2 separate regions of the Homo sapiens genome follow, and region 2 is linked to region 1. The links are chromatin contacts, found by Hi-C or POLR2A ChIA-PET in ENCODE. All regions are on one chromosome and are shown on one strand. Each heading gives the region's core, a stretch centred on a gene start or an enhancer-like site at or near the end of the contact. The rest is flanking DNA. Distances are from core to core; before and after follow the strand shown. Region 1 holds the start of UGGT1 (UDP-glucose glycoprotein glucosyltransferase 1). Region 2 holds the start of POLR2D (RNA polymerase II subunit D).

The links. Hi-C counts contacts between places; a loop is a spot of excess contacts on that map. ChIA-PET counts read pairs that join two places held with the same protein, here RNA polymerase II (POLR2A). Pooled maps may share reads with other maps.
Region 2: a loop to region 1 is called in a map of PC-9, with 18 times the contacts of the local background. The contact joins the promoter of POLR2D here to the promoter of UGGT1 in region 1. A Hi-C loop is called at or near these places in 13 of 168 maps with a recorded cell type or tissue (B cell, CD8-positive, alpha-beta T cell, Caco-2 and 9 more), 21 of 37 single-sample maps with no recorded cell type and 25 of 50 pooled maps. POLR2A ChIA-PET finds 5 or more read pairs at or near these places in 9 of 52 experiments (AG04449, CD4-positive, alpha-beta T cell, MCF 10A and 5 more).

What each region holds. Positions count from the first base shown.
Region 1 is chr2:128,088,962-128,094,029 of GRCh38, reverse strand. It overlaps UGGT1 (UDP-glucose glycoprotein glucosyltransferase 1), which reads right to left and starts at 2,830. Exons shown (of 41, transcript NM_020120.4): 1 at 2,615-2,830. The coding sequence starts at 2,672. RefSeq lists an enhancer at 2,759-3,068.
Region 2 is chr2:127,854,830-127,860,638 of GRCh38, reverse strand. POLR2D (RNA polymerase II subunit D) reads left to right here and starts at 2,484. Exons shown (of 4, transcript NM_004805.4): 1 at 2,484-2,611. The coding sequence starts at 2,539. It also overlaps the pseudogene LOC107985803. RefSeq lists a silencer at 2,340-2,649 and an enhancer at 2,880-3,049.

The DNA.
Region 1 (5,068 bases), core at 1,581-4,080:
TGAGGAAACCCCAGCATTTAACAAGCAATGACTCTGAGCTAAACATTGTATTAGGTGCTTTACATACACAGTGTTATCTAATCCTTACATACAACAACCCAGGGCACTAACGTTCTCTGAGGGGAGCAACCATGTCTACTTCGTTTACCAAAGTGCACAGCATGATGCCTGGCACTCAGAAGACAGTCCATGAATATGCTGCATGCATCTCCACTTTAAAAATAAGTGAAAGCTCGAAGATGCTGAGTACCTTGCCTAACTAATAAATAGCAGTGCTTAGAACCCACACCTTCCTGCTTTTAAAGTTCTACAATACCGTGCTCTCTTCTCTGGTTCTCTGGCTTTACAAAAGGGTAAAAAGCCATACTCTGTGCAGACTCAGACTGAGAAAAGTGCTTGTGAGAACCAAGGCAAGTCCAAGGATTTTCAGTGGCCACAGTTCTTGGGAGACAGGTGGCTGAGAAAGGAATAGTTTTAACCTGAAACCAAGGGAGGAGGCCTGAAGCTGGGACCGAAGCAATCCAACCAACCAATCTGACAGATCCACACTTACGCTGGCTTTGGGGACCGATGGGAGCTCCTCAAGAGCAGGGTGTTTTGTCTATCATGGTCTCCACGCCTAGCATTATGCCTGAAACATAGAAGGCTCTCAAAATGAAATAAACACAGGCCTCATTCATTAAGGCATGAATGGAAACAACAGGAAAGGAGTGTGGCACCAAGAGTGAAGATGCTATAAAATGCCTAGGACTGCAAGATAGGTAAAATGAAAATCCTATGAACCTGTGGCCTGCCTCGAGATCCCCCTACACTGTTTTCAAAAAGGAGAGAGAGTACGTGTTCTTGGGGAGAGATGCAGCACCATTTGAGATGAAAAAAGGAGGAAAGCTATACATTAAAAAAGAGCTTTGCCACTCTGACCCCACATTCTTAACTCTACAGGTAAAACCAGAGGAAAAGACTGTCCAGAGAAGCAGACGTAAGAATCTCACTGAAGTGGTCTCTGCTTTGAGTATGTCTTCATTTTATAGGATCCCTTATCATTCTGACCCTAGGGGTTCTTAAATGTTGCTTATAAAGACAAACAGTCTGAGATAATGGCCAACAGAATGTGCCATGTGGCTTTGCATGATAAGCATTATACTTGCGGCATGATGAATAAACAGAAAACACTCTTTAACAAGTTCTAGGCCCAACTATCAACAACCATCCGTAGGAGGCTGAGGTAGGAGGACCACCTGAGCCCAGGAGGTGGAGGCTGCAGCTAGCAAGATCATGTCACTATTCTCTAACCTGGGCAACAGAGCAAGACTCTGCCTCACCAACAAAAAATAAAAAAATAAATTAAAACACTATCTCTTGCACCATTGCACTCCAGCCTGGGTAACAAGAGTGAAACTCCATCTCAAAAAAAAAAAAAAAAAGAAAGAAAGAAAGAAAATTATCACATCATCTTGTATTGTTACAGGGAAACTTAGATAAAAAAAGAAAATGCTCACAGACAGCTGCAGGAAAGTTCTAAGCAAATTTTCTTCTTACTTTCATATATTCCCCTGAAGTTCAATGTGCATTATAAATGTGCTATGCTACTGTACAAAGTATTATGGTCACTTCCTTTAATAAGTTTCATGTGGCCAGGAGTTCAAGATCAGACTGGTAGGTAACAAGACCTCATCTCTACAAAATAAATAAATAAATAAATAAATAAGAATTTTTTTAAAATAAGCTTCAGCTAAGTTTATCAAAAGCAAGTCAAGTGTTGCTAAATTCGACTGGCTTAAAAAAAAAAAAAGCAAAGTGAAAAGGCTACAATTATTCCAAGTTTTGTGGTGCTGTTAAATAGCTATTTAAAATGTCTTCAAACGCCTGCAAGTGTAAGATTCTTGAAGGAAAGAGGGCACTTTACACTAAAATTGGCTGGCAAGTACATCAATGAATGTTTCCAAAACAGTTAGTGTAGCACAATAAGGCAAAAGACCCCAGGACTTCAAACGAACAAAATTGCTCCTTCTCAAATCTGGCAAGAAATGCAAAACAACTGCAGATTCTGGCCAAGGAACAAAAACAGTTCACATCTATAAGTTATTGGCGACGGACGCAGATCTCATTCTGGCAGGTCCCACGCTAAAAGTGAAACCATATCATCCAATTTCCAGCCAACAGATCACAGTGTTAAAAGAAAACAGTAACCAATACGCATCAACCCGAATTCATTTTAGGAAAAATTGAAATCTATTTTAAAAAGCACGTCGTTCTGCAATCAGGGTCCTGCAAAGTGCTGCTTCTCAACTCACTGAGGATCAAGCTTGGTCTAAATCCATGGTAGGATACCTCCCCCATTTCCTTCTGCACTTGGCACAAGGATCTAAAGCTCTTCAAAGAAGGTTCAAGACCGCTGAACAGAGCCCGCCGCCACCCCCGCGGAAGCGATACCTTGCCAAGAAGACCACTGAGGGCAACTCGGGGCGCTCGCGAATAGGGGAAGGGATAGGACACCAGAGGGTAAACTGAGTCACGGTAGAGGCGGAAGCTCAATGTGACAGGGGCACAGGGTCGCCTTGTGCCCCAAACCCTCTCTTTGTCCACGAGGCCTCCTCACGCCACCCCTGGGTACCTGTCACCGGCAGCGCACCCGCGGCACACGCACCGCTCGCGTCTCCCTTGCAGCCCATGCCCGGGCCGTGGTCAGTCCGCCACAGTGCCAGAGACAACGCCAGGGCAGGGCGGGGCGAGGCGGCAGCGGCAGTGCAGGCTGCGCCAGTGAGAGGCCGACACGCGCCTTTCCCGCGGCTCGACTCAACACCCAGCCTCGCAAAGCAATTGCCCAGCTGCCGGCCGCCCTTTTACTTCCGCTTCCTGCAGGCGAACGCTGGAGGACTTCCGGATACCGAGTCGAGACCTAGCAGCCCAGAGCGTCGCGCGGTCGCCCTCTCATCTCCGAGGGTTGGGGAGGGGGGAGTCCTGCCTCTCTCCTCACTTCCGCCTTTCAGGGTGGCGGGTAGGCTGCCGGTCTTCAAGGTCTTGGGAAGGTTCGTTGGGCCAACAGCTGAGACCCGAAAGCTTCAACAGTCAGTCGGTGAAATCCAGTTTGGACTCTGGGACTTACTCCCTTAAACCTTTGTTAAAAGCTTACTCCCTTTAGCCTTTCGGTGGCACAGTAAGGACAATTGTCTTAATGTTTCTGAGCATCTTAGACTTTATACTAAACCCTAAAATTTTGATAGCTACCTTCCAGGAGGCATGATGAAAGGAAGACTTTTTAAATTTTATGAGCCGCTTGAGCTTTCTTATTCGGACAGCGGCAGCTTAGTCTACAGGGACTACTTTGTCCTTTTAGTATTTTTTTTTTAACTAATATAAACCAGTTTAAAATTGTTTTGGAATAGGTAGCATTTAACCCACCCAAAAATGAATACCTCTTTGGAGGGTATATTTTTAAGTATATTAAGTCAAAGTGAATGAAAAGCCAAAAATATTTTTTTGGAGTTGGAGTCTCGCTCTGTCTCCCAGGCTGGAATGCAGTGGCGCGATCTCGGCTCACTGCAACCTCCGCGCCCCCGCCCGCGCCCCCCACCCCCCAACCCCCCGACCCGCATTCAAGCGATTCTCCCACCTCAGCCTCCCCAGTAGCTGGGATTACAGGCGTGCGCCACCGCGCCTGGCTAATTTTTGTATTTTTAGTAGAGACAGGGTTTCACCCTGTTGGCCAGGCTGGTCTCGAACTGCTGACCTCAGATGATCCACCCGCCTCGGCCTCCCAAGTGCTGGGATTACAGGCGTGACCCACTGCGCCCGGCCCAAAATAATTTTAATAAATAAACATGAGCCAACATGATGAAGGGGAGGAAGGAGAGGAGGATGAAGGAGATGACTAATGGAACACTGATGGAGGCCGGGCGCGGTGGCTCACGCTGAGGATGGAGGCTGAGGCAGGAGAATGGCGTGAACCCGGGAGGCGGAGGTTGCTTGCAGTGAGCAGAGATCGCATCACTGCACTCCAGCCTGGGCGAGAGAGGGAGACTCCATCTCAAAAAAAAAAAAAACAGCAACAACAACAGCAAAAAAACACTGATGGATTCCAACCTTCCTTTTTTTACATTTTCTCCAGTCCCTGGGAGCAAGTTGCAGTTTTTTTGTTTTTTTGTTTTTTGTTTTTTCTCTCTTGTGCTCAGTCGCCCTGTTCTTGAGGTTTCTTTTCTCTACACTATAGTTCTCAACTTATTTTGGGGGAAATAACTTCAGCAGAATACAATGGGAAAAGAGTCTCTACCCCTTTCTGTTCGAAATTCATTTTTATCCCTTCCTGTCTGAGCAAAAACTGTATAGAATCAACATCACCCCAGCTCTGTGGGAAAAAAGAAAAACCTGCTCCCTTCGCCCTGCTGGAAGCTGGAGGGCTCTAGGCCCATGTGTAGCAGAGCATTCAATTCTAGCTTTCTTCCTGCTTTCTCTGTATATTGGGCTCGGAGAGTACACTGGGTCTCTATGTGAATATGGACAGTTAGCATTTACCAACATCTTTCTGTCTACTTTCTCTTGTTTAAAAAAAGAAAAAAACTTTAAAAAATGGGATTCTAGAAGTCAGCAAAGGGTGGGTCTGAGATGTTTGGGTGGGTTAAGCGGACATTTTGACAACATGGCTTCTCCTTTGGCATGTTTAATTGCGATGTTTGACACACATCCTTGCAGTTTAAGATGACGCTTTTAAAATAAATTCTCTCCTAATGATGACTTGAGCCCTGCCACTCAGTGGGAGAATCAGCAGAACCTCTAGGATCTTATTTGGAATTGACATTCTCTATTGTAATTTTGTTCCTGTTTATTTTTAAATTTTGTTTCACTGGAAAGGAAAGATCATGCTCAGTTTTAAATGTTAAAAGTGTACAAGTTGCTTTGTTACAATAAAACTAAATGTGTACACACACCTACGAAAAGAAAAAAACATGAGCATTTTAAAATTTATTTCACAAGGGAGCTGTTGTGTTAGCTTTCCATAGTGTATTTTCTAGCCCTCTTTAAATCACATCAGCTAATGCTTCAATAAAAAGGAAATTGTTAATTCACCTCA
Region 2 (5,809 bases), core at 1,235-3,734, 230 kb after region 1:
TGGGAGTGGGGGTGGGGGAGGTGCTCTACAGCTGCTTTTAGATCAATCTAGGTCTGTAACCTTGGCTTGAATAATCTGACTGAAATACTAAGTGGGCTGGTTGAATGGCTTGACTGAACCAATGCTGTACAAGAATCAGAGTAGCAGCCTGAGGAATGTAATGCAAGTCCTGTCCCTTCTGTGTCTGTTTTCCTCATTAAAATCAAGCTCAGACAAGGATTCAAGGGCCTCTTCCTGCCGCTTATGCATTATTTCTACTCACACAGATTCTGTATGCCCTGGAAAATTGGTGGGGGGAGGACTGCAATTTCGAAACTATTGGAAAACAGAAAAGAGAGGTCTCCAGTTCACCATCAGTCCCTCAAGTTCCTGCTGCCAATCAGACCCCCTCCCCCAGTATGGCTATTCTGTGATCACATCGTGGCTCCCAACCAAAGAAATAACCCAGGGCGGGTGACAGCTAGAATCTTTTCTGGCTGGCAGTCCCACAGGCCTAAGCGCAAATCTTGGTCCTGCCATTTATAAGGCATTTCCTACTTTGTGACAGGACTGTGAATCTCCAAAGTAACCTGACCTTAGAGAAGTCATAGGTAAAAAGTAAAAATAGTAAATGTTTTGCCCAGACCCCAGCACATGGTGCAGTGGCTGGGCAGCTGTGGTTATCTGGCCTGTCACTCAGTGCTGGGTGTACAAGGGAACACCGGCAAGCATCAAACCCTCCGGAACCTTCAGCTTCTCTGAGCACGTGAAAGGGGGCGTGGCCAGCCCTTCAGGTCTGGGCAGGTTCCTTAGAGAAGCAGTGCTGAAGCAAAGAGCATGCCCTGGAGGAGGGAACTTCTCAGGTGGTGGGAGACCACATTGCCGGCACTGCAAGACAGCAAGACGCTGTGGACGAGCCCTCGCAGGAGATCAGGCTGCACAGGCCAGACAGGATTCCCAGGACTGCCTTCTAAAGGTTTTCTTTTTCTTTAGTTTTAAAATTTTTACTTTTTAATTTTTTAAGTCTTTTTAAAAATTATTATTTGAGACAGAGTCTCACTCTGTCGCTGTCGCCCAGGCTGGAATGCAGTGGCGCGATCTCGGCTCACTGCAACCTCCGCCTCAGCCTCCCGAGTAGCTGGGATTAAAGGCGCCCGCCACCACGCCCCGGCTTTTTTTTTTTTTTTTTTTTTCTGTAGAGACGTGATTTCACCATGTTGGCCAGGCTGCTTTCGAACTCCTGACCTCAGGTGATCTGCCCCCCCCACCCCCACCGGCCTCCCAAAGTACTGGGATTACAGGCGTGAGCCCCCGCGCCTGGACTTTGCCTTTTTTTTTTTTTTGGCAGGGTCTCTGTTGCCCAGGCTGGAGTGCAGTGAGGCAATCATAGTTCACTGCATCCCTCAAGCGATCCACCCGCCTCGGCCTCCCCGATCCCTGTGACTACAGGCACGCGCCACAACGCCCGGCTAATTTTTGTATTTTTTAGAGACGAGGTCTCACTATGTTGTCTAGGCTGGTCTTCAACTCCGGAGCTAAAGCGATCCTCCAGCCTCGGCCTCCCAAAGTGCTGGGATTACAGGCGTGAGCCACCGTGCCCGGCACAATTCATTTTTTATTAAATCAACAGAGTTTACAATATGACCATCTAAACATTGTTGACTAATGAGCTAAGATATTGTTGACTAATAAGCTATGATTATTTACCTTATTGTACAACCTTTTGTTTTCTCCAGTGTCGAAAACAGCATCATTTTTTATTTGCTTTTTTTTTTTTTTTAATATATTTTTTGAGACGGAGTCTTACTCTGTCGTCCAGGCTGGTGTGCAGTGGCGCGATCTCAGCTCCCTGCAACTTCCGCCTCCCGGGTTCAAGCGATTCTCCTGCCTCAGCCTCCCCAGTAGCTGGGATCACAAGCGCCCACCACCATGCCCGGCTAATTTTTGTATTTTTAGTAGAGATAGGGTTTCACTATGTTGCCCAGGCTGGTTTCAAACTCCTGACCTCAGGTGATCCCCTCGCCTCGGCCTCCCAAAGTGCTGGGATTACAGGCGTGAGCCACTGCGCCCGGCCGTCATTTGCTTAATTTTCTACGCATCACCCAAATGTTCCAACAGACGTGTGGTAAAAGCCTCTGAATATCATTGTCCGCGTACTCAGAAGTATCAGATAATCCACCACAAATCAATAAAATTTTAGAAGTTTAAGTCGGTGAAGGAAATTGGACCCGGTACTTTCGGAGCCGGCTGCCCTGCTCTCCATCAGCAGGCGTTCCTGCATCTCATCTGACCTCCTCCGTCCAGAAAGGCGTAGGGACCTGCCCCAGGACGTCTGCGCGGCGAGGAGCATGGGAGAAGAGAGGGAGTGCAGGGCGCCCCTCGGTGGCGGGGAGCCTCCAGGACCTCACCAACCGGTCCCCTCGCTGCGCCCCGTCCGGCTCGCACTCCCGGCCCCGCCCACCCCTCGGGGCCCCTCCCGAGACCACGCCCCTTCCGCGGCCGTTGCTCCGCGCTTCTGCTTCCGGCGGCGCTGGTGGTGGCGCGCGGCGCGGCGCGGCGATGGCGGCGGGTGGCAGCGATCCGCGGGCTGGCGACGTAGAGGAGGACGCCTCACAGCTCATCTTTCCTAAAGGTTGGGCTCGGGGCTGCCAGACTCCCCCGCGCCACTTCGCGTGGTCGCCGCAGGCCTGGCGTTATGCGCGCTTCGCCCAAGGCCCTGCCTCAGCGGCGGCTTGGGCAAGCCCCAGCGCGGCGTGGGGCTGGGGAGGGAACATGGCCTTGGGAGGGACCATGGCCTTGGGAGGGACCGCCTGGGCAACTGGGTTATTTTATGTGATAAACTGCGAAGTTCCGGGGACCTGTGTCAAAGATAAACAAAGCCGGACACTCAGGTGGTAAGGACAGATTTTTAAACAGTAATATACTGTTGCACTAGGGAAAAGAGCCCAGCGTGAACCGAACTCAACTTCGATTAGTACAGAACCTCTGGGCGTTTTAACGGAGAATTAGGGAATAAGGATGTGGTGAGCGGGAGCTCGGGGGAGTCGGGGAAGTGAGAAATGTAAAAAAGCGGGAAGAGGAGGATTGGTCCGTGTGAACGCAGCTTGGTTTGTTGACTGGCGCACCTGTCGAAGTTAGGCCCCTACCCTCCCACAGAGGCAGAGAGACAGAGTCCTATCTTCAGCTGTTGGCTGGAACAAATTATTTTGGCAGCCTTGAGTTTTCTCACGCACGCACTTTAAGTGGTTGGGGAGGGTATTCCTAGGGATGAGGTCTTCAGCTCAAAAACTTGAAAATGTATACAGCTGTCTTACACTTTATTGATTTATTGATTTATTGATTGAGATAGGGTCTCGCCCTCTTGTTGAGGCTGGAGTATAGTGGCATGATCAGAGCCCACTGCAACCTCAACCTCTCAACCGCTCAAGCTATCCTCCCACCTCAGCCTCCCAAGTAGCTGAGACCACAGATGCACGCCCCCATACCTGGCCCATTAAAAAAATTTTTTTCGTAAAGACAGGGTCTCACTATGTCGCCCAGGCTGGTCTCAAACTCCTGGGCTTAAGTTAATCACGGCACCTGACCTATCTTATTCTTTTATTCATTCATTCATTTACTTATTTAGAGACAGAGTCTCACTCTGTTGCCCAGGCTGGGGTGCAGTGGTACGAACTCGGCTCACTGCAACCTCCGTCTCCTGGGCTCAAGTGATTATCCTGCCTCAGCCTCCCGAGTAGCTGGGATTACAGGTGCCCACCACCACACCCGGCTAATTTTTGTATTTTCAGTAGAGCTGGGGTTTCACCATGTTGGCCAGCCTGTTCTCGAACTCGTGACCTCAGGTGATCCACCCAGCTCGGCCTCCCAGAGTGCTGGGATTACTGATGTGAGCCATTGCCTGGCAAAATAATAAATTTAAAATTAAAACGGAAATACTACCCTCTAAGAAATAAAAAATATAAAAATGAAAAAATGTTTATTATGTGTTTTTTGTATTTTATGGTTTAATACGTTAGAACTTACTATTTTAGTTGTTAATTTATTTTTTTTAATTTTTTTTTTAATTTTATTTTGAGATAGGGTTTCACTCTGTCACCCAGGCTGGAGTGCAGTGATGTGATCTCGGCTCACTGCAACCTACCCCTCCTAGTTTCAAGCCATCCTGCCTCAGCCTCCCAAGTAGCTGGGACTACAGGCGCCTGCCACCATGCCCAGCTAATTTTTGTGTTTTTAGTAGGGACGGTGTTTCACCATGTTGGCCAGGCTGGTCTCGAACTCCTGACCTCAAGTGATCCACCCACCTTGGCCTCCCAGTGCTGAGATTACAGGTGTGAGCCACCTCACCCTGCCTTTTTTTTTTTTTTTTTTTGAGACGGGATCTCATTCTGCTACCTAGGTTGGAGTGCAGTGGTGTGATCACAGCTCACTGCAGCCTCAACCTTCCCTAGGCTCAGGTTATCCTCTCACCTCACTTCAGCCTCTGGAATACTTGGGACTACAAGTGCAGGCCACCACTCCTGGCTAATTTTTGTATTTTTTTGTGGAGACAAGGTTTCACCATGTGGCCCAGGCTGGTCTTGAACTCCTGGGCTCAGGTAATCTGCCCGCCTCGACCACCCAAAGTGTTAGAAAGTATAGGTGTGAGCCACTGCACCTGGCCTATTAATGGTCGTAATGACGTATCCTCGGTAAAATTTCCAGATGACATACAGCCAAGGAGTTGTTTTTCCTTTTTTAGCAACAGAGATTAATTATGGCCATTGTTCTTAAAATATTTGCACAAGAGAAAATAACAGGCAGATCCCCTGATCTATTTCCTTTTGTTTCTAAATAAATTGTGTGTGTGTGTGTGTGTGTATGTGCGCGCGTGTGCGCGCCTTCACTTGAAAATGTTCCTTGGGATTAGCCATGGGGAGAAGTCTTGGATCCCTCCTCTCCATAGTTACACAAAAGTGTCTGAACTGCCTCCCCCATCCCCATTTTGTTGATGCTGAATCCTGGGAATGCCTCCCAAAAGCTCTGTGGTAGGTCTCAGACACCACTTTCCTAGGCACTCTGAGTTACAGTTTGGCTGCCTCGACCTTCCTTGGTTGAAGGGAGTGAGGGTAATGTATTAGTAGTACTTGGGTATTGTTCTTAATGAGAAATAGGGACAGTTGACCAGTTTCCTGGTGTCCTAAAAGTTCCATTCCTTTCCATTTAACAAGTAATTTGGTTTAGTGCAGAAAGGGACCATCTCTCTTTTTTTTTTTTTTTTTTTTTTTTGAGACGGAGTTTCACTGTTGTTGCCTTAGGCTGGAGTGCAGTGGCACAATCTCGGCTCACTGCAACCTCCACCTCCCGGGTTCAAGCAATTCTCCTGCCTCGGCCTCCTGAGTAGGTGGGAGTACAGTCATGTGCCACCACTCCCGACTAATTTTTGTATTTTTAGTAGAGATGGGGTTTCACCATGTTAGGCTGGTCTCGAACTCCTGACCTCAGGTGATTCACCTGCCTTGGCCTCCCAAAGTGTTGGGATTACAGGCGTGAGCCACTGCGCTTAGCCTGGGAGGCATCTCTTAACATTGATTTTTCCAGGACCTGTAAAAGCATCAAAGTTCCAACAAACAGATTTGTAACTGATTAGCTGCTGCTTCCCTTTTTTTTTTTTTTTTTTTTGGCCTGATGTCATTTGTTACTGTCACTTCAGAGTTTGGAGGTTCTGCAGTCCTGATACATAATGCCTTTTCCTCTACTCATTGCTGTGAGGCAGTAGTTTCTTCTGTACCTACACTGCCTCAGTGTTAAGGATTAAAAGAGGTAACTTTCCTGGTATACAAATAGGCTCTCA